Regions from separate parts of the Homo sapiens genome. Here region 2 is linked to region 1. The links are chromatin loops, found by intact Hi-C in ENCODE. Cell type or tissue: mammary epithelial cell. All regions are shown on one strand. Links, peaks and the distances in the headings refer to the core of each region. The heading gives the core; the rest is flanking DNA. Region 1 overlaps CYTH1 (cytohesin 1). Region 2 overlaps DNAH17 (dynein axonemal heavy chain 17).

The links. A loop is a pair of places that touch in the nucleus more often than their neighbours do. Peaks named below come from ENCODE experiments on the same cell type or tissue, not always from the same donor. Only the 100,000 strongest peaks of a DNase experiment are listed, where the experiment ranks them.
Region 2: it touches region 1 in a loop (5-fold over the local background); 6 of 110 quality-filtered maps call a loop at or near these places.

The regions. Positions count from the first base shown.
Region 1 is chr17:78,702,243-78,718,862 of GRCh38, reverse strand. CYTH1 (cytohesin 1) reads left to right here. Exons shown (of 14, transcript NM_004762.6): 2 at 9,131-9,213; 3 at 10,602-10,666; 4 at 16,259-16,325. Among named protein-coding and RNA genes, the nearest start is that of CYTH1, 72 kb to the left of the region's middle. RefSeq lists an enhancer at 4,027-4,086. In mammary epithelial cell, for the core only: a CTCF peak has its summit at 10,167; DNase peaks (open chromatin) are centred at 10,192, 11,662 and 12,322; H3K27ac peaks cover 3,732 bases.
Region 2 is chr17:78,441,310-78,449,309 of GRCh38, reverse strand. It overlaps DNAH17 (dynein axonemal heavy chain 17), which reads left to right. Exons shown (of 81, transcript NM_173628.4): 70 at 3,630-3,752; 71 at 4,513-4,706. Among named protein-coding and RNA genes, the nearest start is that of DNAH17-AS1, 40 kb to the left of the region's middle. In mammary epithelial cell, for the core only: CTCF peaks have their summits at 499 and 3,514 (motif pointing left); no DNase peak of the experiment used is centred there.

The DNA.
Region 1 (16,620 bases), core at 6,615-14,614:
ATAAAGGAAAGACATTTGGCATTTGTTGGGCACCTATTTGTGCTCACAGCTTTATCTTTTCCATCACGCATTCCTCACAACAGTGCTAATAACTGCAGTGCCATTTTACAGCTGGACAAAACTGAGGCCCAGAGAGATTAGCAGTTTGTTGAACATTGGTATGTCTCCAAAGCCTGAGTTGTTTCCAGTATTTTGAAGTTTTTCAAATTATAAGTCACTGGGATTTTCTGGGAGACAAAGTGACTTACACCCATAGGGTAGTGCAGAGGGAGGTGAACACGCTGGTTTGTTTAAGGTCTGACTAGTAGGATTGACACAGGTATGTGGCGAGTAAGTGCTGAATACTGGAACCAGTGCTCAGGATATTTGGAGTTTCTTAGCCCTCACGCCATGATCACTGTATCTTTGGAGGTTGGAGGAACAAGATGGTTTCCCAGATGCGCGCTTTTGAGCCCAAAGCCTGGTTTGTAAATAGCCAGTTGTTCTCCTCTGAGCAGGTGGTAGTTTCTGTAGAGGCTGTAGAAAAGCTGGGTGCTTTATTTCATTACTGCCACTGCTGTTTTAGGCAGAGCTTAAGGTTAAGAGAGAAGGAGCGTGTGTGTGTGTGTGTGTGTGTGTGTGTGTGTGTGTGTGTGTGTGTGTGTATTCAGTGTTTATGAAACTTCCAGGTCTGTAAAGGGGTGTGGCCGTGATTAGCAGGAGGGCACCCGTTGGCAGCAGGCCAGCTGGAGGGGATGAAAAGGAAATGGCAATGACCTCCTTGGCCTGGGAGCAACTCTGACTAAGGTAGTTACCTTTTGTATATTTACCTTCTCCGCAAATGAGGGCTCACTCCTTAATTACTTTATAAAATGTTTCCCCGCATTGTTGGTTTAAATATGGACCTTTTTATCCATTGAAAGGCAGAGGCTGTAAGAAGGATGCTGGTTAATCATTATAGTGGAAAAAAATAAGGCAAGTGATGTATTTGAAAGCTAGGCAGAGGGGTCTGGTGCCAGCTGGATGACCTCAAAGAGACATCCTGGTCCTAAAGCATGCCTTGGACACGTTCATTTGACGGTACCCACGGGGATTTAGGACAGTGTGGTCCTGGCAGCTGCTATGTGTCTGCCAAGCAGAACCTGCTGTCAGAGAGCTGCGTTTTCCGTGGAACTTTATGGCATATCCCCGGGCATCTGCCTGTGGCCGGTGGAGCGCGGGTTGCAGGATTTTAGACTAGAGCCCGCCGTGTGCTCATGTATCGTCCTCTGGCTTGGAAAGAGGGCTCTGTCCCTTTAAGACAGTCCTCCTTTGTATGCCACTGGCTGGAACCCATTTCAGCTCTGGGTTTCTGCCGACTGTTAAAATCTGCAAAGCAACATTTAAATAAATAAATAAATGAAAGCTTCCCTTGTGTGGCTTTCCTATTCACAGCCAAGCACAATAGCGCCTTGTTGTTTTTGTCACTTTAATCCTCTTCATTAAATTGGAACCCTGGAAAGGAATGGTGATGGGGCTGATGCTGGACCGTCCCCCTGACTGCCAGCCGGACACCTTGCAGATTAACCTTTGTGGGCATGGATTCCGGGTGCCCCTCTGGCAATGGGCGAGGAGGGCGAGCGACCGGGTGGTGTGTCAGGGCGGCTCCCCCTCTGGTTTGTCTCCATTGTGCTCAGGCTGCCGGCAGGGACAACCTGCTGCCCTCCCCAGTGGCCATTCTTTTAAAGAGCAAGGGGTTCAGCCGCCTCCCTGGCACACCGCCTCCCTGGCACATAAGCATGGCTGCAGCACGTGGCAGTGGGGGAGGGAGGAGCTGTTTGTTGTGCTGCCATCTGGCCCATCTGAGCCGTTCTTTTGCAGTTTAACCCTAATGGCTACACAGGAGAGAAGCGGCATGAATAGACGGGTTTCCCAGGGTGCGGACGGTGCTTTCCCAGAAACTCCCGGGCTGTGAGGTAGACATGGGTATTTCTGACCACCACCTTTCTTGTTCCAGCTGTGGCCTTCGCAGTGTCCTGAAGACACTAGCCAAGACTGTAGGAATCAATCACACCTCAGCTCTCCAGCAATAGTGTTGATTCTTCATGCTGCTAAATGAAATTAAGCATTTTGTTTTTGGATGTTTTTTCTGTCCGGGGCAGCATGAGAATGAAGGCTTGAATTAAAGATTTGATGTTGCATTGTTAAGTTTATGCAGAGGAAAATACTTATTAAAATATTAGATTTTGCCTCATCTCAGAATAAAATTCCACTAGAAAAATGAGGTGTAGTTCAGCTTTTTAAAATAAAGTTCTTGAATGATTGGTTGAGCCAGAAGGGGAGCAGCATTATGATTTAAAGTTAGTAAGTATGGAATGGAGAAGTAATTTAGCAGTCATGTGGCAAATGTCAGGAGATTGGATCAAAATAAATGTAGATAAATGTCTTATTTATTCTAGCTACAAATTGGCCAGAAGCGTTTTCTGTCTGACTCCAAGGACACAGAAGGGCTATCTTTTCTAGTGACCATAGTTGTACATTTTTAGTCTTTTGTTTTCAAATTGTCATAGTACATATATATATGTATTTTAAAGCAAGTATTCAGGGGCTTATATGTCCTGTCTCTCTATTCCCAGACCCACTCCCCAAAGCAGCCACTATTAATTCACTTTTTTCTGCTTTTAGGTCTTCTAGTGGGTGCTGCCAAGTTCTTAAATTGGTGATTATTTTGTCAAGATCAAAGGTTATCTCCTGCCTTCTGCCTATGATGGATGAGGATGCAGCTCACACCATTCTCTTCCTTCCTTCTCTCACTGTCCATTTTTGGTAGTTGATCACAATTTTCAGTTCCTGGATTTTTACCTTTGGCATATTTACAGCGTGGGTTTCTTGTTCATGATCCTTATCCATGCCTCTGGTCTCTAGTGTTGTAGGAGGAAGCTGTGGGGACCATTTGGGACCCTGCTGCCCTCTCCACTTTGCTTCCCTCAAACTTTGGTCAGCTCTTCCTTCACCTTGGTAACAGATAGCTTTGCTTCTCCAGCCTGGGTTGGTCTTTCATGCTTTGTCTACAGGGTGATTCTGTAAGTTAACTACCAGCGACCAGCACCATGACAGGAATGTAGATACCACTCACCGTAGAGCCAGGTGCCCACTCAAAGGGAGCTGTTCCTGGCGTCCCTGATGGCCCAGAGGACACCACTCGGGGGGCATGTTTCATTTCTTCTGTGATTTCCTGTAGTTGAGTTTTTCCTGTTGCCCAGTCCTTTTTATTCTCTTGAGAGGAAACCGAATGATGCCTGTTGGTATCACACAGTTTTCTCAGCTGCTTTCTCCTTCATTCTCTGGTTTCGAGTCTGATTTCATTCTTTCTGATGGCATTCCTCTGGCAGCCCTTTGGCTTCCTGCTCTGACCCGGTCTGGTGGCTGTTGGCCATCACAGTTGATGGCGCTTGCTGTCCTCAGGCTCCTGAGTCAGTCCCGTTCCTTGATCCACATCTTGCTCCTGAAGTAGCTTCTTCAGAAGGGGTGCACAGAAGACAAACTTTCTGATCCTTATGTATCTGAAATGAGTCTGTTTTACCCTCCTACTTGACTGAGAATTTGGGGTTCAGATAATTTTCATTTAGAATTTTGAAAGTTCCACTGCGCTATCTTTAGTGTGCGGGCTCTTATACTGACACCAGCGAGATCTTCCCTCGTGGGTGGTCTGATTAATCACTCTCCTTAACCTCTGTGGAGGTTTTAGGATCGTCTTTATTCCTGGAACTTCTGAATTTTTCCTATGAGAATTTCTCTGTGGGATTTAAAAATATTTTTATTCAACCGAGTTTATTTTTTTGCTTATATTTCCAGGTTTGCTTATATTTTCAAACCTCTTTGTTCTACAGGAATGCCCCAACTTTATCTTTTAATCCTTCGTTGACTTTTTTGATGTGGGGGACAAAAGTATGTTTAATTTGCAAGGCCGTATTCTTTTTCTGTAATTGTCCCTTTTCCAGAGTTTTCTGTTCTTTTAAAGGTTTTTTTTTTCTTTCTTTTTTCCCCCTAATTATCTCTGTTTGCTCTAGGGTGAGTTTTCTGTTCCCTGTCTTGTCCTTTCTCACTCCTGGCATAGGTGTGGTTATCTCTGTAAGTGTAAGAGTGAAGCAGTAGACATGTTAAGCGGAAGCTCTGTGCATGGCTGGGCCTTGTGGGCAGGGAGGCTTGGCTTCAGGGCGAGTGAGCCAGAGCCTGCTTGGGGTAGGGTTCTCTTAGGTGTCCGCTGTCTACATATGGAGGCTTTACCCTGGACACCAGCTCCACACTTGTCTGCTCATGAGAAAGTTGGCTTCGTTCATGTGTGTGTGTTTGTGTGTGTGTGTGAAATCCTTAGTGTGCTAGGCCCTGTGCTGAGTACCACAAACACAACAGTGTACAAGGCATACGGTGTCCCTGCCTTTGTGGAGTTTTTATTCTAGAAGATATTAGCACTTAGCACTGTTTCTTTCCTTTCTCTGTTCTGGAAATTTGTTGAAATCTCTTCTGATGGCCCTTCTCTGTGTACTCTTTGATATTGTAGGTTTATGGATGTTTTTGTTCCTTTACTATTTTTTTTAAATTTTTAAATTTTTTTGAGATGGAGGCCTGCTCTGTTGCCCAGGCTGGAGTGCAACGTTGCCATCTTGGCTCACTGCAACCTCCACCTCTGGGGTTCAAGCGATTCTCTTGTCTCAGCCTCCCAAGTAGCTGGGATTACAGGTGTGCACCGCTACGCCCAGCTAATTTTTGTATTTTTAGTAGAGACGGGGTTTCACCTTGTTGGTCAAACGGGTCTTGAACTCCTGGCCTCACGTGATCCACCCTTCTCAGCCTCCCAAAGTGCTAGGATTACAGGCGTGGACCACCGCGCCTGGCCTATTCCTTTACTATTTAAAAAATAATATCTTGGAAGATAGAGGACTAGAAGGGCATTTTGAATTTATAATACAGAAGCTAGATTGTGTCCATCCAGAAAAATTGTCATGTGTGAATATTAAACCCAGAATGGTTGAGTGCTCAGATTCTGAAAAGAAAGCAACGATTTAGAGTTTCCAGTTTAGAATGATACAAGTTGGCTTCTCAGGGTATATAGCAGTCTTGAGATAGGGATTTCTTTTATACGATTGCTCTGTTTTTCATCAGCTTCATTATATGGACCTTGGATTTAGTCTTGCTTCTGCTGGGTAGATTGTGTCCATCCAGAAAAATTGTCATGTGTGAATATTAAACCCAGAATGGTTGAGTGCTCAGATTCTGAAAAGAAAGCAACGATTTAGAGTTTCCAGTTTAGAATGATACAAGTTGGCTTCTCAGGGTATATAGCAGTCTTGAGATAGGAATTTCTTTTATACGATTGCTCTGTTTTTCATCAGCTTCATTATATGGACCTTGGATTTAGTCTTGCTTCTGCTGGGTAGAGATACATTGATGATCTGATTAAGCCAGTTCTGTAGCTTCAAAATCAAATCCCAATTATTGAGCCTCTTGCGGAGCAGCTGTTTTTAAAAAATGAATGTTGCCTTAATTTCAAAACCATGTTATATTGGAATGAATATGTATCTTCTAGAACCTGAAGAAATTAATTTCTTAAAGGGGTCTTCTACTTGGACTAGAAATTTTTCTGGGCTGTGAAGCACAGAAAAATCAGAGTGAACTGCTTTAAACATGCGTTTCTGTAGAACGGTGTACGCATCAGTAGAGTTGATGTTGTTTTTCAAAACGGCTTTTGCTTTAACCAGAGCTCACTTATTTGTCTGACTTTTTCCTGAAGCAGCCATTTTAATATATATATATATATTTTTTAATGTTGGGAGAACTGTTCAGCCTGGGAAGAAACATTTGGGGTGGTGGGTTTGGCGGGGGTGCAGGGTTAGAATCCACATAATGCTGATGGATTGCTGAGCTGGAGTCCTGGGTCTTGACACAGGAATGGGACTGGAGAGCAGGTGTGTAGGTGAACTTATTTAAGGCTCCGTCCTCCAATACACACACCTGAGTGATCACCCTTGAGTTCTCAGGGACGCAGTTTAAGGCCCACTCTTGTGAAGGTGACCTGGGTTGGATTTAGTTGGTCTGTTGGGATCTTTAGAGTGGCTGTCTCTTCCAGCCTCTAAAGGAAGAGTGTTTTTCAAACCACAGGACTCAGTATATTAGGTAATTATACGATTACCTAATTGATTATGAAATAATTATTTTTTATTTTTTATATTATTATTATTATTATTTTTGAGACAGAGTTGTGCTCTTGTTGCCTAGGCTGGAGTGCAGTGGCACGATCTCAGCCCACTGCAACCTTCACCTCCCAACTTCAAGCGATTCTTCTGCCTCAGCCTCCTGAGTAGCTGGGATTACAGGCACCTGCCACCATGCCTGGCTAATTTTTTTTGTATTTTTAGTAGAGACGGGGTTTCACCATGTTGGCCAGGCTGGTCTTGAACTCCTGACTTCAGGTGATCTACTCACCTCGGCCTCCCAAAGTGCTGAGATTACAGGTGTGAGCCACCGCATGCAGCCATAAAATCAGTTTACTGGACTAAACCACTGTTAAGAAAGCTCACAGTGAAATAACAGACATGGTGAGATATTATTTTTGATACTTTTATGTATGGTGGAGATTGGGTCATGATGTAAAATGCATTTCTTTTCTTTTTCTGTTTCTTTCTCTTTTTCTTTCTCTTTCTCTCTCTCTTTCTCTCTCTCCTACCTCCCTCCCTCCCTCCCTCCCTCCCTTCCTTCCTCCTTCCCTTCCTTCCTCCCTCCCTTCCTTCCTCCCTTCCTTCCTTCCTTCTTTCCTTCTTTCCTTCTTTCTTTCTTGTCTGGCTCTGTTGCCCAGGCTGGAGTGCAGTGGTGCGATCTTGGCTCACTGCAACCTCTGCACCCCAGGCTCAAGCAATCCTTCTACGTCAGCCCCCCGAGTAGCTGGAACTACAGGCATGTGCCACCATGCCCAGCTAATTTTTGTATTTTTTTTAGTAGAGACAGGGTTTCACCATGTTGTCCATGCTGGTCCCAATGGGCTCAAGCAGTCTGCCTGGTTTGGCCTCCCAAAGTGCTGGGATTACAGGCGTGAGCTACAAGGCCTGGACTAAAATGCTTTTCTTATTTTGGATTTTGAGATGTTTAAAAAACACTTTTTTAGAGAAGGTTGGGGAAAACCTAGGTTAAAAAAAAAAAAAAAGGAAAAGTCGGCTTTTCTAATGTAGCTAATTAACCCACTGTACACTTCACTGTAGTCTATTGTTTCTACCCTCTTGTGATTTTTATGAAATATTTGGGGAAAGTAACTGCTCTGTGAATGTAGTAGATTAAGTTTTAATGCCATGGGCAGAAGGAAAGTATGTGTATCCTAACTGTGCTCTCAAGCAGAGATGTTAATTCCAACTCTATGCTGTCTAGAAATATAATATGAGCCATAGATGCACTTTTATTTCATACTAGTTCCTTTGAGATCAATTAAAATAATACATTTCATTAAGTTATATCAATGTGCAATCAATATAAAATATTATTAAAAAGTCATTTTCCTTTGTTTTTATAGAAAGTCTGGTGTGTGTGTGTGTGTGTGTGTGTATATATATATATTATTTATTTATTTATTTATTTATTTATTTATTTATTTATTTGAGATGGAGTCTTGTACTGTCTCCCAGGCTGGAGGGCAATGGCGGGATCTCGGCTCACTGCAACCTCCACCTCCCGGGTTTACGCCATTCTCCTGCCTCAGCCTCCCGAGTAGCTGGGACTACAGGCACCTGCCACCACGCCCAGCTAATTTTTTGTATTTTTAGTAGTGACGGGGTTTCACCATGTTAGCCAGGATGGTCTCGGTCTCCTGACCTCGTGATCTGCCCGCCCCGGCCTCTCAAAGTGCTGGGATTACAGGCATGAGCCACTGTGCCCGGCCTCGGTGTATATTTTTTACCTACAGCACATCTCAAACTGGGTGGTGACATTTCAAGTGGTTAATGTCACGTGGGGCTCCTGGCCGCCATATTGTACAGTGCAGCTCAGGCTCACATAGGCACCCACTGAAGGATAGAAGGACCCTCAAACCACCCCTACCCTTGAGAGTGTGGGTGCCCTTTGCTGTGCCATGGAGGGAACAAGAGCCAACACTTCTGAGCTTCTGCTCAGCACCAGGCAGGGTTTGAGGCACTTTAATTACTCTACATCATCTTCACAGCAGCCTTATCAAGTGGGTGATGGTGGGACCACTTCATTGATGATGAAATGTGACCCAAGTGGGTTACATAACTTGTCTGAAGTGACCTAATTTGATATTTGGTAGATTGGAGCTAGGATTTGAACCTGGTTTGTTTGATTCTAATGCTTGTTCTTCTCATTTGCCCACATGGCTTCCCATAGCATGCTTGAAGGGTCATTTTAGAGGGTGTCTGTCCAAATCTCCTGTTGGTATAGGTGGGGGAGATTGAGCCATTGGAGGATGGCAGAAGTATTTTGTGGTGAGAGCTGTGATCTGGGAATTAAGTAACTTTCTTCTGATGATAAGAGCACATTGTAAAACATCGAAACAATGAAGAAAGGTATGAAGCAGAAAGAGAAAGTCCCATAGTCCCAGTTCCCAGAGTTAAGCACTGATTTTAGGTGTATATTCTAGACTTTTTTTATTTCTCAGTGCATACATAGTCTCTTTCTCCAAACCCCTCCCAGAGATGGCACAAAATTGTTCGTACACGTTGCTTTGCCTCTTGCCTCCCCTCCCCACCTCAGGGGGTCATGGACATCTTTCCATCTCGGAGACTCTGTTTTTGACCATGAGGGAGCTGAGGCCTAGAGAGATTAATTAAATGTCAGCCTGAAGTCTCCCAGCTGGAAGGGATGAAAATGGCCAGGCGCTCAGCTAATATTCATCCTTTTTCATTCATAGCCAACCTAATTTAACCTTCAGTAATCTCTTCTCTCTCGTTTTTCCTTCCAAGAGTTTCTCAGAGCTTTTCTGTGTGATTTAAGGGCCTTCCTTTCTTAGAAATCTGATAAGAATTGGAGCCATAACTATTTCTATCACTCAGTCATTTCTGAAACTGACTTCTAGTTTCTTTCTTGATATCTTTCTCCTTTTGTGGCCTCTGGATCTTCCTTGATTTTTGGCGAGATAAAAGCTTTCTTGTAACATTGCCCTCCATTTTTGTAGTTCCCAGTGACCTGACAGCAGAGGAGCGTCAAGAACTGGAGAACATCCGACGGAGAAAACAGGAGCTGCTGGCTGACATTCAGGTAGGAGAGTGGCATGGTGGTTTCACCAACGTAAGAACCACAGTGACAGTTCCATTTGTATGAAAGGGTGTCCTTTGCAGAGTGTCTCCTCAAGACACTTTTGACCTGCCCTCACTACAGCTCTGCACAAAGCGTAGGTGTTGATAATCAGTCACCTTTCCTCTACAGCTGAGGAGATGCAGTGTCAGAGAGGTTGAGTGGCTTGTCCAGGTTCACCCAGTTGGTCGGTTGTCGGAGCTGGAGATAGCCTGCAAGACTCCTGTCTCCTGAGTAGTCCTCTCTGCTGTGTTTGCCCTTGCGGAGCAGAGTGGATGAGGAGAGGCAATGAGAATGTGGGCTTCAGGCGAAGCTCGGCCCACGCCCTGGCTCTGGCTCTGCCGCTTACTGGCTGAATGATTTGAGACAAGAGAGTTCCGGTTCCTTGAACTTCAGTTTCTTCATCTGTCAGATCATGAAAACACCTGCTACACAGTTGGAAGGACTTAGCATGAAAGACAGCATAATTTCTGGTCCCTATAGATGTACTTAGTGATAGCAATTTTACAATTACAATTTTTCCAAGTTCCTTTTTGTAACTATCAAGCTTGTAGGAAATAAGTCTAGAAGCCAATAGTTGGATTATTTTCGCCCTAAGACAGCAAATGTTATTCTTTCAGAATTCTTCACAAGACATTAGGAGTGGGGTTAAGGAGGGAATCCTGTTGCCCAAAGTAGCAAAATGAGGAAAGACTTGACTTTCTCTGGAGTTGATTTAAGTATATTTTGATAGTTCTCCCTGATCCTTTGATTTCTGCTTCACTGGTAGATCGTGAGAAAGCTAAGCAGCTCTCCACTTAAGCCCCACTTCCCCGTGAGAGCCCATCCATTCTGACCAACAGTGTGCTGGAATGAGGAGGGTGGGTGCGGATGCACAGCCGATTTGATCAGACATTCCCTTTGCCAGCCGCTTGGTGGCATTGTTGCCCTGGCACAGCTACTGCAGGCTCTGCAGCCTGGGCTTTGGGTAGGAGACTTTGTCCTCTGAATTTTCTGGCATGCTTGTGTTTAGTAAGCTGCAGACTTGTTCTGAAAGATTGTGATGAGGCAGCCAGGTTTTGTTTTTCACACAGCATATATGCTTATAAACTTTCCTAGACCGTAAACTCCTTGAGGTCAGAGGCTGTATTCTTTTCTACCTTGGTGTTTTCTGGAATGCTTACTGTTTGGTAGGCACTCAATAAATATTTCTGAAACATGAATTTTCCTAATTTACTTTTTGCATTTTTGTCATATTTTGTTTCATTTTGCTTTATTTTGTTTTTGGTTGGAGGGAGTTATGTGAGATTTTAGAAGTTTTAATTTGATCTGCATCTGCCTTTCCTGCTGACTCTGGACTGTCTGTTTTATAGAGGCTGAAGGATGAGATAGCAGAAGTAGCTAATGAAATTGAAAACCTGGGATCCACAGAGGAAAGGTGAGTCTGCCCTGCTGCCAGGTGGCTTCTGTGGTTGTAATTCCTTAAAGCACCCAGGCCTTAATTATGCTTACGTGGCACATTGAAGGAAAAAGTCAGCTTTGTGTCTTTCTAATTCTAGCAAGCACATACACACCCATAATGTCTGCCTTCCATCCTTCACCGCAAGGCCTCCTGAACATAGGAGCTTCTTCCAGTGTTTAAAAAATTGAACTGGAGGCCGGGCGCGGTGGCTCACGGCTGTAATCCCAGCACTTTGGGAGGCCGAGGCAGGTGGATCACGAGGTCAAGAGATCGAGACCATCCTGGCCAACATGGTGAAACCCTGTCTCTACTCAAAATACAAAAATTAGACGGGTGTGGTGGTGCACACCTGTAGTCCCAGCTACTCGGGAGGCTGAGGCAGGAGAATTGCTTGAACCCGGGAGGTGGAGGTTGCAGTGAGCTGAGATCGCGCCACTGCACTCCAGCCTGGTGACAGAGCGAGACTCCGTCTCAAAAAAAAAAAAAAAAATTGAACTGGAGAACTTCAAAGGTCCCAGAAAGCCTTAAACTGCTCCTAAATTTTTATGTGAATTACTCCCCTCTGTTGTCCACTGTCGGTGTGCATTTTAAAGTTTCTGTTTTTCCTTTGTGTAAAGGAAAAGCTTAATGAATGCTGCTGATACGATTTCAAAGGGCTGGAGTGTCCAGTCATGTCTGAGGATAATCGTGAGCTTATTTGCACCTTCCTAATGCTTAAGGGAAGAAAATGTAGAAATGCGATGATAGTATAAAAGGACAAGGACTCTGCTTTTTTTTTTCCTTTTATTTTCATGAAATGTTAGTGACTTTGAGAGTTTAGTTTTGAATGGGGTTCCCAGACCGTTTTCTGACTGCTTAATGCAATAAATGAGCTGTTTCCAATTCACTACATGTCTGTATTTTTCTAAGCCTAAGTCTTCCTGTCTGGCTTCGTAGGACTGTTTGATTTGTTGTTTTAGACTCCTGTGGGCAGTGCCTTCAGGGTATAGTGAGGCTGAGTCCTCCACAGAAGGCAGCCAGCTCACCACGGCCAGTCTCTGTATTGTCCATTTGGTATTTTGGATTAGTTTCCCCTCTTTCCATTTTAAACACTCGTAGCTTAAATGAAACGGATACGTTGGACTTCATAAAAATTTAAAACTTCCGCTTTTGTAAAAGATAAAACTATTAAAAACTATTAAAAGAAATGAACAGGCAACAGATTAGAAGTAAATATTTGTAACAAATATATCTGAAAAAGGACTTGTATCTAGAATATATGATAGAAAGGCAGCCCAAATAAGAAAATGGGCAAAAAACTTGGACACTTTACAAAAGAAGCCATATGTGTAGTAGACACATGAAAAATGCTTAACATCATTAGTTGTAGGGGATGTAATTTAAAACCACCATGAAACGGTACTTCACATCCCCTATGATGGCTAGAATTAAAAAGACTGATGGTACCTCATGTTGGCAAGTGCTAGTGAGAATAAAATAATATAACCATTTGGGAAAGAAGTTTGGCAGTTTCATCAGCAATTCAACTCCTAGTTACTTAAGAGAAATGAAAACATGTCCATACAAAGACTTGTACAAGAATATCTATAGCATTCTTATATAAAATAACCAAAAGCTGGAAATACCCTGAATGGCTGCCAGCAGGTGACTGGATAAACAGGTCGAGGTAATAGACTATTACTCAGCAGTGTGAAGGAATGAACTGCTAGCGTGCAGCAGCACGGATGAATCTCACGAACATTGTGATGAGTGAAAGAAACTGTGGGCACCGTGTGCTTCCATGCGTGAGCATCTAGAACATGCAAACTAAGCTGTGCTAGTGTGCTAGCCGAAATCATGACAGTGCTGCCTCCGAGGTGGTTGCTGGGGCGGGGTGGGGTGGGGTTGACTAGGAAGGGCCATAGGGAACTTACAGGGATGGCAGGAATATTCTGTATTAATCTGAGTGGTGCTTCAAGGGTATATGCACTCATCAAAACAAATTGAACTGTGCACTTAAGGTGTGTGCATTTTGTTAAATGTAAATTTTACCTCGATCTTAAAAATGTAAAAAAAAATGGCTTTTTTCTGACTATAAAGGTAATACACCTTTACTGCAGAAAATTGGTAAAATACAGAAAAGTATAAAAAACAAATTTCTCATAAACACTTATCCCAGAGATAATCAGGATTCATATTTTGGTACGTTTCCTTTCTGTATATTCCGGTGTCTGCACACACATATTCAGAATTCAGTGTGCCCTTTGTTTTTCTCTTGATTAATTCTCTGTCAGTTACCATAGAACAGCAAGGAAACGCAGACACCAGGAACGTGAGTGCATCCAAAGTACTCAGCCAGTGAATTTGGGAAGACTTGTAACTCATGAACTGCATCTGAAGTTGTGAGTCAGGAAGTAGTCTTTAGGTTATTATTATTTTTTAATCTGGAACTTAAAATGGTTTTCCGGTATCGAAAGCGCCAAGACGGAAGTGATTCTGCACATCCCTGAGGATCCATCCATACGGGTACTCAGGCTCACCCTGCATTTGTTTCTCAAGCAGGCATTACATTTGCTCGGACTTTCTTATAGGAGAGAATTCATGTTTCTCATCGACGATCTGATGCATTTTGTAGGAATGATCCTAAATACTATTTAATCAAGCAGAAATAATATACTCATGTAGTACAGGATTTCACTTTCTGAAATGTATACGCGTCAGTTAACTAAGGCGATCCAGTAGCAGTAAGCTGTTTTCCTTTGGACACCTTAACTGGGGTGTCAGACCTGTGTAGGCTGGGGAAAGCCACTTAGAGAAGTAGCTGCCTAAGGCCTAGAGCTATAGGGGCTCCAAGTGGGGCAGATAGAGAAGTGAGCTGGCTAGCTAATGAAATTAGGGAGCCATCTCTGGTGTGTGTCCCAGGCAGTCATGTGGCACAGACTGTGACTGGCGGATATCTGGGAGTGTGCGTTCTGGTGGCTGCAGGAAAGCCTTTGGTGAGGACTGGACTGAGGCCCAGGAAGCTGAGCATTCCCAGGAGTTTCACCCCTTGCTTCTGTGGGCACCTCTGACGCTGCCTCACCACTTACACTGGAAACCATGAAACAGGCCTTCCTTGTGGTATTTGTTTGGAAATACTGATCAAAGTAATCTTCCTGGATTTAGAAAAAAATGATTAGACAATCATTTTAGTTAAATAGGAATTTCTAGATACCTGGTCATAACCCTTCATTCTGGCTGAAATTAAATGGTGTTTCCCCCATGACTTTGTTTCCTAAGGCAGCTGTTGACAGGGGAGCCCAGATTATCTTACACCTGGAAGTTCTGATACTACTCACAGTTTTCAGGTGTTCCTTTCAAAAGGTCAAAACAGCCTGGATGCGATGACTCATGCCTATAATACCAGCATTTTGGGAGGCCAAGGTAGGAGGATTGCTTGAGGCCAGGAGTTTAAGACCAGCCTGGGTTACATAGCAAGACTCTGTCTCTACAAAATATTTTAAAAAGTAGCCAGTTGTGGTAGTATCTGCTTGTAGTCCTAGTTACTCAGGAGGCTGAGGCCGGAGGATCACTTGAGCTCAGGAGTTAAAGGTTGCGGTGAGCCACAGTCACACCACTGTACTCCAGCCTGGGTGACAGAGCAAGACCCTGCCTGTAACAAAAACAAAAACACAAAAAACACCAACCCTCAAAACACTTAGGAATATTTTCTTCCCTCCATGGATTTAGCTAGAGAACACATGTGTTCTTTAAGGCAATAACATTTTATGATTTTATTTCCGAGCAACTTTTTTGCTCTCGGAGATTATAAAATTACTATTGATATTGATGGCAGTGGTTCTTAAATTTGGGTGCATACCAGAATTACTGCAGGAGGTTTTAAAAATTCAAATTCCTAGGTTCTGCCCCTTGTACTTCTGAGTTACTCAGCCGGTCCAGGGCCTTGCTACTCAGACTCCACACATGGGATCATGTTAAACATACAGCAGAAGCACAGGCCCCTTCTCAGACATAGAGTCAGAATCTGTTTTGTTGAGGCCCCAGGTGACGTGTATGTATAAACGAGCGGAGCGTCTTCACGTCTGATATGCTCCCAAGGCTGCTGGTTGGTGGACCAGACTTTGAGAAGCTTGGTCTGTGAATCTGCATTTTTCATTCTGATACAGTCAAGAAAACTGCCTATTATTTAGCAACTTCTTAAAAAGTTAAATACAGATGTACCGTATGACCCAGCAGTGTCCACCCCTGGGTATCTACCCAAGGAAAATGAAAACGTGTCCACACAAAGACATATATGCAAATGCTGATAGCAGCCTTCTGCATAATTGTCCCAAACTGTAAACAGCCTAAGTGTCCATCATCTGGTGAATGGATAAACAGATGTGGTTTATCCATACCATGGAAGATGACCCAGCAGCAAGAAGGCATGTAGTACTGGCCCACGCTCCAGCACCATGACCTTGACAACATTATGCTAATGAAAGAAGCCAGATCTGAAAATCCACATCTTTTATGATTCTGTTTGTATGATATGTCCAGAATAGGCAAATCTGTGGAGACAGACAATAGATTAATAGTTGCCTGGGGATGGAGGTAGAAGTAAGGATTAACTGTAAAAAGGTGTGAGGAATTCTGTAGGGGAGATGAAAATGTTCTAAAACTGGATTATGGTGATGTTGCACAACTTAGTAAGTATACTAAAAATTCAAATATGTACCTACAGTAGGAGTATTATAAGTAAATTATACCCTGATAAAGTTTTTTTTTTTTTTTTTTTTTTTTGGAGACGGAGTCTCACTCTGTCACCCGGGCTAGAGTGCAGTGGTGGATCTCCACTCACTCCAACCTCCAACTCCCAAATTCAAGTGATTCTCCTGCTTCAGCCTCCCGAGTAGCTGGGATTACAGGTGCCCACCACCATGCCTGGCTAATTTTTGTATTTTTAGTAGAGACAGGGTTTCACCATGTTGGCTGGGCTGGTCTTGAACTCCTGACCTTGTGATCCACCCACCTCGGCCTCCCAAAGTGCTGGGATTACAGGCATGAGCCACTGTGCCCGGCCTACCCTGATAAAGTTTTTTTAAAAATCATGTTAAAAAAAGAAAACTGGCTGGGTACAGTGGCTTATGCCTGTAATCCCAGCACTTTGGGAGGCTGACGCAGGCAGATCATTTGAGCCCAAGAGTTTGAGACTAGCCTGGGCAACACAGTGAGCATGGTGGCATGCGCCTGTGGTCCCAGCTACTTGGGAGGCTGAGGTGGGAGGATCACTTGAGCCCAGGAGGCAGAGGTTGCAATGAGCCGAGATAGCACCACTGCACTTCAGCCTTCAGACAGAGAGAGACCCTGTCTCAAAAAAAAATAAAGAAAACCTCTGTTCCAGGGTAGAAGGAGCAAATGAGCTTGGAGCTTGGAGCCAGGTTCAGGCTTCAGGTTTCAGTTGGCCTTTCATAGTTCCACCAGATTATGCCTGTTGCTTTCCTGGATAAATCTTTCAAAAACCTGTGTAAATCAGTGGAAATCATATTAGTCTTTCAAGCCTTTCCGATGGCCTGAAGTACTAAAATGGCTGTGATGGTTGTTTTACAGGAAAAACATGCAGAGGAACAAACAGGTAGCCATGGGCAGGAAAAAATTTAATATGGACCCTAAAAAGGTAAGTGAGAAAGAAGCGGGAAGTGGTCCATATTAGATGGGGTTTTTTTATAGTGCTCAGATAGACCCTAAAAACGTTTTTTTCCAAGCGTTACAGTTCATGTTGCCGTTTTGTAGAGCAAATGTTATGCACTAAGCCCTTGTTCCTAAACTGTGACTCCCCGGCTTTATAGGTCACTTAGCAAGTATTTATTAAATATTCCAGTGCACCCACACCCATTTCTTCCTGTGCCCTTTCCCCTTCTTTTCAACTGTTTCCCAGCAAAGCATCATTGGCGTCTTTGTTGTCTTTTTCT
Region 2 (8,000 bases), core at 1-8,000, 260 kb after region 1:
TGGTGATTTCAAACCCGCATTTTAGCAATATACCCAGGTGATTATAAAGTCTGAGATGCCTGACGTGGAACAGGCCTGGGGCTCTCCTAGTTGATATTTGGGAAGCTGGCACAGTATTCCAATGGGAGCTAGTGAAGGGGTGGTGTTTTAAGGAGAATTTCACAAGGAAATTCATTTTACATGTAAGTTGTGCTGAGTAAATAGTCCTGCATTAGTGCTTAGCCCACTGTGGGGTGACTGATGTTTCTTAAGAAATAAGTGTATGAATAAACAAATATTCCTCCTGTTTATACAGCCCTGCTAAAATATTTAAAGATCTGCATTCTCTGAAATTGATTAAACAGCCTGTCTTAATTTGTTTTGTGCGGCTATAACAGAATACCCAAGGCTGAGTAATCTATAAACAATAGAAATTTATTTCTCATGGTCCTGGGGTCTGGGAAGTTCCATATGAAAGTGCTGGCATCTGGCAAGGGCCTTCTTGCTGTGTCATCCCATGGTGGAAGGCTAGAGGGCGAGAGAGAGCACAAAACGGGCCAAACTCCTTGTGTAACAAACCCACTCCCTTGATCATGACATTAAGCCATTCACTCTGCTGTCACGGCCCAACTGCCTCTCAGACCCCACCTCCCAACACTGTTGCACTGAGGATTCAGTTTCCAACATATGCTTTTTGGGGAACACATTCAAACCATAGTACAGCCCCTCTGCAATTTCCTTTACACTGTGCCATAAGTATGGTTGGAAACACTAGTTTTTGTTGTTGTTGCTACTGCTGCTATTTTGAGACAATCTCACTCTGTCACCCAGGCTAGAGTGCAGTGGTGCAATCATAGTTCACTGTAGCCTTGAATTCCTGGACTCAAGCAATCCTCCCACTTCAGCCGCCTCAGTAGCTGGGACTACAGGCATGTGCCACCATGCTAGGCTAATTCTTCAGTTTTTTAATTTTTTATTTATTTATTTATTTTTTAGTAGAGACAAAGTCTCGCTCTGTTGCCCAGGCCGGTCTTGAACTCCTGGGCTCAAGTGATCCTTCTGCCTCAACCTCCCTGTAGCTGGGAATACAAGTGTACACTGCTGTGCCTAGCTAATTTTTTTTTTTTTCTGTTCTGGTTTTTTTGTTTGTTTGTTTTTTAGACGGAGTTTTCCTCTTGTTGCCCGGGCTGGGGTGCAATGGTGCAATCTCAGCCCACCACAACCTCCACCTCCCGGGTTCAAGCAGTTCCCCTACCTCAGTCTTCCGAGTAGCTGGGATTACAGGCATGCACCACCATGCCTGGCTAATTTTTGTATTTTTAGTTGAGACGGGGTTTCTCCATGTTGGTCAGGCTGGTCTCGAACTCCCGATCTTAGGTGATCCACTAGCCTCGGCCTCCCAAAGTGCTGGGATTACAGGCATGAGCCACCGCACCCGGCCCTAATTTTTTAAAATGTTTTTAAAGAAACAGGGTCTTGCTACATTGCCCAGGCTGGGCAACACTAATTGTATAAACAGGTTGGGCATCAGTGTAAGCCTGGCTTTCAATTCAAACTCAAACTTTGAACCAATGGGGTCCATATTATGAAGGTTCCTTTTACATGTGAATCTCTGAATCATAGGTTCACTATGAGATTTTCTCCTGGCTGAGAGGTCATCAGGATAAGAGTTCCTCAGTGCTCCCCCTAATTTTCCAGGGTAGAAAGCATTCTCTTTGGTCCCAAAGAACGTTTTGTTTGACCAAAAGAAAGAGTCCAGCTCAGGAAGAAACTCTCTATGGGATCTGAAAAACAGACCGTTTGGGCACTTGACTGAGGAGATGGCAGTGGCCATTGCCCCTGCTCCCAGCCACCTGCTGCCCATCTGAGACAGAGGGTGCCAGGTTAGCTGCCCAATACACCACTTCAAAATGACCCAGACCCTGCCCACAGGAGGTCCAGAGGGCCGGCATGCACAAGCGACAAGATGGCATGGAATATGACCCAGGCTTCCACTTCTGGGCACACACCCACAAGACCTGTAAACAGGTGTCCAGCATCTGTCCACATTCCTGTACATCAGCATTCACAACAGCATTAATCGCAGCAGCCAAAAGCCAGATGAGGCCGGGCACTGAGGCTCATGCCTAGTATCCCAACACTTTGGGAGGTCAAAGCAAGAGGATCACTTGAGGCGGTTTGAGACTAGCCCAGTCAATATAGCAAGACCCCATCTCCACAAAAAAATAGCTAGGTGAGGTGATGTACACCTGTAGTCCCAGTTACTTGGGAGGCTGAGATAGGCGGGTCACTTGAGCCCAAGAGTTCAAGGCTGCAGTGAGCCATGATCACAGCACTACACTCCAGCCGGGGCAACAGAGCAACACCCTGTCTCTCAAAGACAACAAGGCCGGGCACAGTGGCTCTCACCTGTAATCCTGGTACGTTGGGAGGCCAAGGTGGGCAGATCACTTGAGGCCAGTAGTTCAAGACCAGCCTGGCCAACACGGTGAAACCCTGTCTCTACAAAAAATGCAAAAATTAGCCGGGCATGGTGGCACACACCTGTAATTCCAGCTACTTGGGAGGCTGAGGCAGGAGGATTGCTTGAACCCAGGAGGTGGAAGTTGCAGTGAGCCGAGATTGCGCTACTGCGCTCCAGCCTGGGTGACAGAGTGAGACTCTGTCTCAAAAAAATAAATAATAATAAATAATAAAATAAATTTAAAAAATCAGCAAAGCTAATCAATTCACAACAGCCAAAACGACCCGCTGTCCATCAGCAGGTGAATGGAGAATGCCAGCGTGGTTATATTCAAGAATGGAGTATTACTCGGCCTTACAGAGGAAGGAGGTTCTGACACATCTACAATATGGATGAACCTCAGAAGCATCACGCTAAGTGAAAGATGCCAGATGCAAACGGGGCATGTCGTGTGCTTCCATTTATACAAAGCATCCACAACAGGGGCATCCCTAGGCAGAAGGCAGATGAGCAGCTCTCAGAGGCAAGGGGCGATGGGGAGTGGCTGCTTCAGGGGCGAGGGGGTAACAAAAAAGTCCTGGAACTAGAGAGTGCTGATGGTTGCACGATGCTGCGAATCATGTGAAATGCCACTGAATTGCACACTAAAATATGGTTACAATTGTCAATTTTTTTTTTTTTTTTTTTTTTTTTGAGACAGAGTCTCACTCTGTTGCCCAGGCTAGAGCGCAGTGGCGTAATCTCGGCTTACTGTAACCTCTGCCTCCCAGGTTCAAGTGATTCTCCTGCCTCAGCATCCCGAGTAGCTAGGACTACAGGCATGCACCACCACGCCCGGCTAATTTTTTTGTATTTTTAGTAGAAACAGGGTTTCACCATGTTGGCCAGGCTGGTCTCGAACTCCTGAGCTCAAGTGATCCACCCCCTCCTCGGCCTCCCAAAGTGCTGGGATTACAGGCGTGAGTCACTGTGCCCGGCCAAAATGGTCAATTTTATGGTATGTGTATTTCACAACTTAAAAAGCGAGACGAGGTGAAGACAAAACTTTACCCCAAACCAAAGGGGCAGGACAGGGCGCCCCCTGCAGGCCGGGAGTGTGAACTCCTCTTCGAGTCCAGCGCGCATCTTCAGGGCTGCTGACGTTTTACTGGCTGCGTTAAGTGTGTACACCTCGATGTTCCCCCAGGTCCTGTCCATGAAGAAGGAGCTGAACCCAGTGGAGCTGGATTTCCTCCTGCGGTTCCCTTTTAAGGCCGGAGTGGTCTCACCAGTGGACTTCCTCCAGCATCAAGGCTGGGGCGGGATCAAGGTTCGTCTTTAGACGTTGAACACGTTGTGCTTTCTCCCCGCCGTGGAGCCCCCTCCAGCTGATGCTGCGGATGTTTCCAAGGCCAGAATACCAGGCTCTGTGGCCCATAAATTCAGTAAAGCAAGGAGGCCCCGCACATAGGGATGGAGACCAAGATGGGCTGGCTGCCAGCTCACAGATAGCTCTGCGTTCCTATAGGGAATGTGACATGTGTTAGGTCCCTGAGACCTGCACACAGCAAGCAGAGAGTGATATCCTCTGGGGGCCAGAAGAGGCCTCAGGGCCTCTTACCATCCCTCCCTCAACCTCTCCTCCTCCCCCCAGCCTCCCCTCCTCCCCCCAGCCTCCCCTCCTCCCAGCGTAAGGGAAGTGGCAAGTGAAAAGTTTGTTCTTCAGATTCCTGGACACAGTCAGGGACCCTCGAGTCTCAAGGTCTGTTCAAAAAGACCTGAAGAAGGTCGTCCCCTGAGCTAGAATGGCCCCATTTGCAGAGACCCCTAGAGAAGCAGCCCCTAGCCCATCCCAGGCCTCATGTCCGCAGGTTAGACCCTGCCGAGGAGGCTCCCGGCGCTGTCCTGGGATGCCTGAGCTGGGCATGGACAGCTCCTGCTTTGGTGGCCAGCCTCTCGGGCTTCCTTATCCCAGAGCCCCGGTTTCCTCGGAGGGTAATGGCCTCTCCTCCTTGAATGAACTGTACAGGAAGGCTCTCGGGACCCGGGTAAGTGGGAAGAGTCACAGGGCCCGCTGCCTCTGCCCCTAGGCCCTCTCGGAGATGGATGAGTTCAAAAATCTGGACAGTGACATCGAAGGATCTGCCAAGCGCTGGAAAAAGCTGGTGGAGTCGGAAGCCCCCGAGAAGGAGATCTTCCCCAAGGAGTGGAAGAACAAGACGGCCCTGCAGAAGCTGTGCATGGTGCGCTGCCTGCGGCCAGATCGCATGACCTACGCTATCAAGTGAGTGTCCCGCCGCGCCGGGGGCCCCGCCCCCGAGGCCCAGGCCTGATGGAAGCTTGACCGAGCGGCTGTGCTAGACTCTCTGTGGACTTGAGTTGATCCCCTGAACTTTTTTCTTCTCCCCATTTTACACAGAAACGAAACAGGGCTTAGAGGGGTAAATCATTTCACACAAAGTTCTTCGAGGACAGAGGCAGGATTCCACCCCAGGCTGCGGACTCCAGTCCTGAGTTCTTGTTAATCCTTAATGTCTCAGAGTATCATTAGGGGAACCCCTTGTCCCCCGCTAACCTGACTGAGGAGGGGTGCCCTGCGATACATGATAGGAAGAAAAGACTCCCCACATGAGCCTCCTACATTGAAAGTAAGATGTCAAGTGTGGACGTGAATAAGCACTGAGGCCATACAAATGGGGTCCTTTTAAGATGTTTTGAGGGAGAAAACAATGGCAAACCCATCAGCATTCGAGGACTTTGAGTACCTCTGTGGCAAAACGTAAAGTCAATCGAGGTATATTAGTATGGCTAGTTTGCAAGAGAACTGTTCTGATTTCACCAACAATTTCTCCAGACCTGAAACCCTTCCCTGTTGGAAGGATGGGCTGTTGAAGGAAGGAGGTGACGTTTAGCACAGAAACGAGCCTGGGGTCTGTCCTCAGAGCACCTGTGGCCTGTCTGGCTTCTCCCCTTTTCATTTCTCCAAGTAGCCTGAAAGCAGCCAGGTTTCCCAAAGGACACTCATGTCCCTAATAGAATTACCCTCTGATGGCCAGGTGCAGTGGCTCACACCTGTAATCCCAGTACTTTGGGGAGGATCACTTGAGCCCAGGAGTTTGAGACCAGCCTGGGAAACATAGTGAGACCCCATCTCTACAAAAAGTCTAAAAATTAGCAGGGCGCGGTGGCGGGCTCCTATAGTCCCAGTTACTCAGAAGGCTGAGGTGGGAGAATTGGTTGAGCCCGGGAGGTGGAGGCTGCAGTGGGCCGAGATTGTGCCACTGCGCTCCAGCCTGGGTGACAGAGCGAGACCCTGCCTCAAAATAAAAATAAAAATAAAAAGAATTCCCTTCTGACAAAGCAGAGGCCTAACTCCCAGGACTGAGTTTAGTTTTGCCTTGTTTTCCTCCGATAGGAGAGGACAGGGACCGGGAGTGGTGGGGAGGAGGGGGTGGAATGAAGCCAGAAGTCACTGTGATGCAGGAGAGCAGCGAGGTCCAGGGAGAATGCCAGCTGTGTCCCAGGGTCAGAGCTGGAGGAAGCGGGGGTCAGGGTTTGGGAAAGGCCAAGGTAAAGGTCCCTCGGCCATCGCAGCGGGATCACCCTCTCCTGTGGGAGTGTGCAGCATGTTTGGGTCACAAGACCCAGTGTGCATCCGATTCCTCGTCTAGAGGATGAGGTGAGGTGACCTTCCCCATCTCCTGAGAGCTTCTGAGAATCGCCTAAGTTAGCCTGTGTGACTGCACTCTGGCCACCTAAAAGAAGGAAACAGCCACCCACTGCGGAAGCATTTGCGTGCTCTGCGGTGGCCTTGGACCATCCCAAACACCCATGAGCGCAGATCATCCCTCAGCATTGACGTGTTTCACATTTCTATGACGTGGAGCAAAGCAGATTTACTGCCCTGATTGTATAGGGAGGGGGTCGCTTAAAAGCAAGGAGATTGAAACAGACGTGACTAATAACAAAGCCAGCACTGGCCAAGGGTGTCTCGTGTCAGGCACTGTTGCAAGCACTGACAGCCGCGGGAGCACTTCCACACTCAGGTCACAGGCACTGGGAGGGCAGGCCAGGCCACCCCCACGTGCGCAACACAAACCCTGACGCACAGCATGTGCCAATTTCCATGGCGTAAGTGCTTCCTCTGTGGCCGGTTGCACTAGTTGCCGGGGTCTGCTGAAAGCTGTCACCAGCCGGCTCCAGCACTCCTTTGTCAAAGCCACCATGTCAGAGGTGGTGAGGTCTGACGAACCCAGCCTGCATGCTTCTGCATCATTAATTCATCCACAGCCGATGACCATTTGGCCTGGCCAAGTAATTAGCAAAGGTGATCTAGAGTCATTCCTGCCTAGGGGCAGGACTTCATATGTTCTGGAAGTTCCTTCCTAGACAAGGATCACAGCATCTAGGGTCTGAGGCCATTCCAGAGTTCCAAAAAGAATTGGGGGCCTTCAGGAGGAGCAACTCCTCCCCACCCTTGCCTGAGGCTGGCCCCAGTTCAGGACACCAGAGACAAGCCAGCAAAGGCCAGTGCAGGGAAAGGAATAGCAGATCCAGGTGTCCCCAGAAAGTCCCAAGGGCATGGACAGGCAATAGCCGGCTGATTGCTGGTTGAACCAGAGGAGGTGAGGTGTGCTGGGTGGCATGAGTGTGAGCAGAGCCTTCTGAAAGTCGACCCAGACTCTCAGAGCACTCGGGCGTTCACCTGCCCAGGGACGAGCAGTTCTCACCCTTCGGGATGCGGCCATTTGTCCTCCTTTCAGAGACCAGCTGGCCACTAAAATCTTACTAATTTTTTTTTTTCTGAGATGGAGTCTCGCTCTCTTGCCCAGGCTGGAGTGCAATGGCGCCATCTCACCTCACTGCAACCTCTGCCTCCTGGGTTCCAGAGATTCTCCTGCCTCAGCCTCCTAAGTGGCTGGAATTACAGGCCTGTGCCACCACACCTGGCTACTTTTTGTATTTTTAGTAGAGAGGGTTTTGTCATGTTGGTCAGGCTGGTCTCAAACTCCTAACCTCAAGTGATCTGCCCTCCTTGGCCTCCCAAAGTGCTGAGATTACAGGCATGAGCCACCACACTGGCAAGTTTACTAATCTTAGCTCAGGTGATTCATTCTTTATACATTACAGTAAGCTCAGCCCTCTGTGATCACAGAAGAAAGGCCAACACCTGATCCAAAGACCGCCAGAACATCACTCGGTCCTCCATGGGAGGATTAGCCGAGACCCCGACTGACCCCAGACTTATTGGGGTCATGTTAGAAAGAGTTGGGGGCTTTTGTAGAGAGAGGTGTTTATATCATCTGAAGTTGCTTTTTTCTTTGACTTTTTTAGGCTCACCAAAGCTTTGCTCTAATCTGAACTTCCTTCCTTCTCAGCGCCCCCACCCCCCGCAGTTGACCCTGGGTGCCTTCCAAGGCTGGCCTCTCCCTGCACCTGCTTAGGCTGCTCCAAGGAGGAGCACAGTGCGGGGCCCCTCGGGAAAGAAAGGGTGCCCGAGGCAAACAAGGCCAATCCCTCGCAGAAAGGAAAGCCCGGTAAAGACTCTGCTCTCCTGCCACAGGCCTTGTCCCGCTGA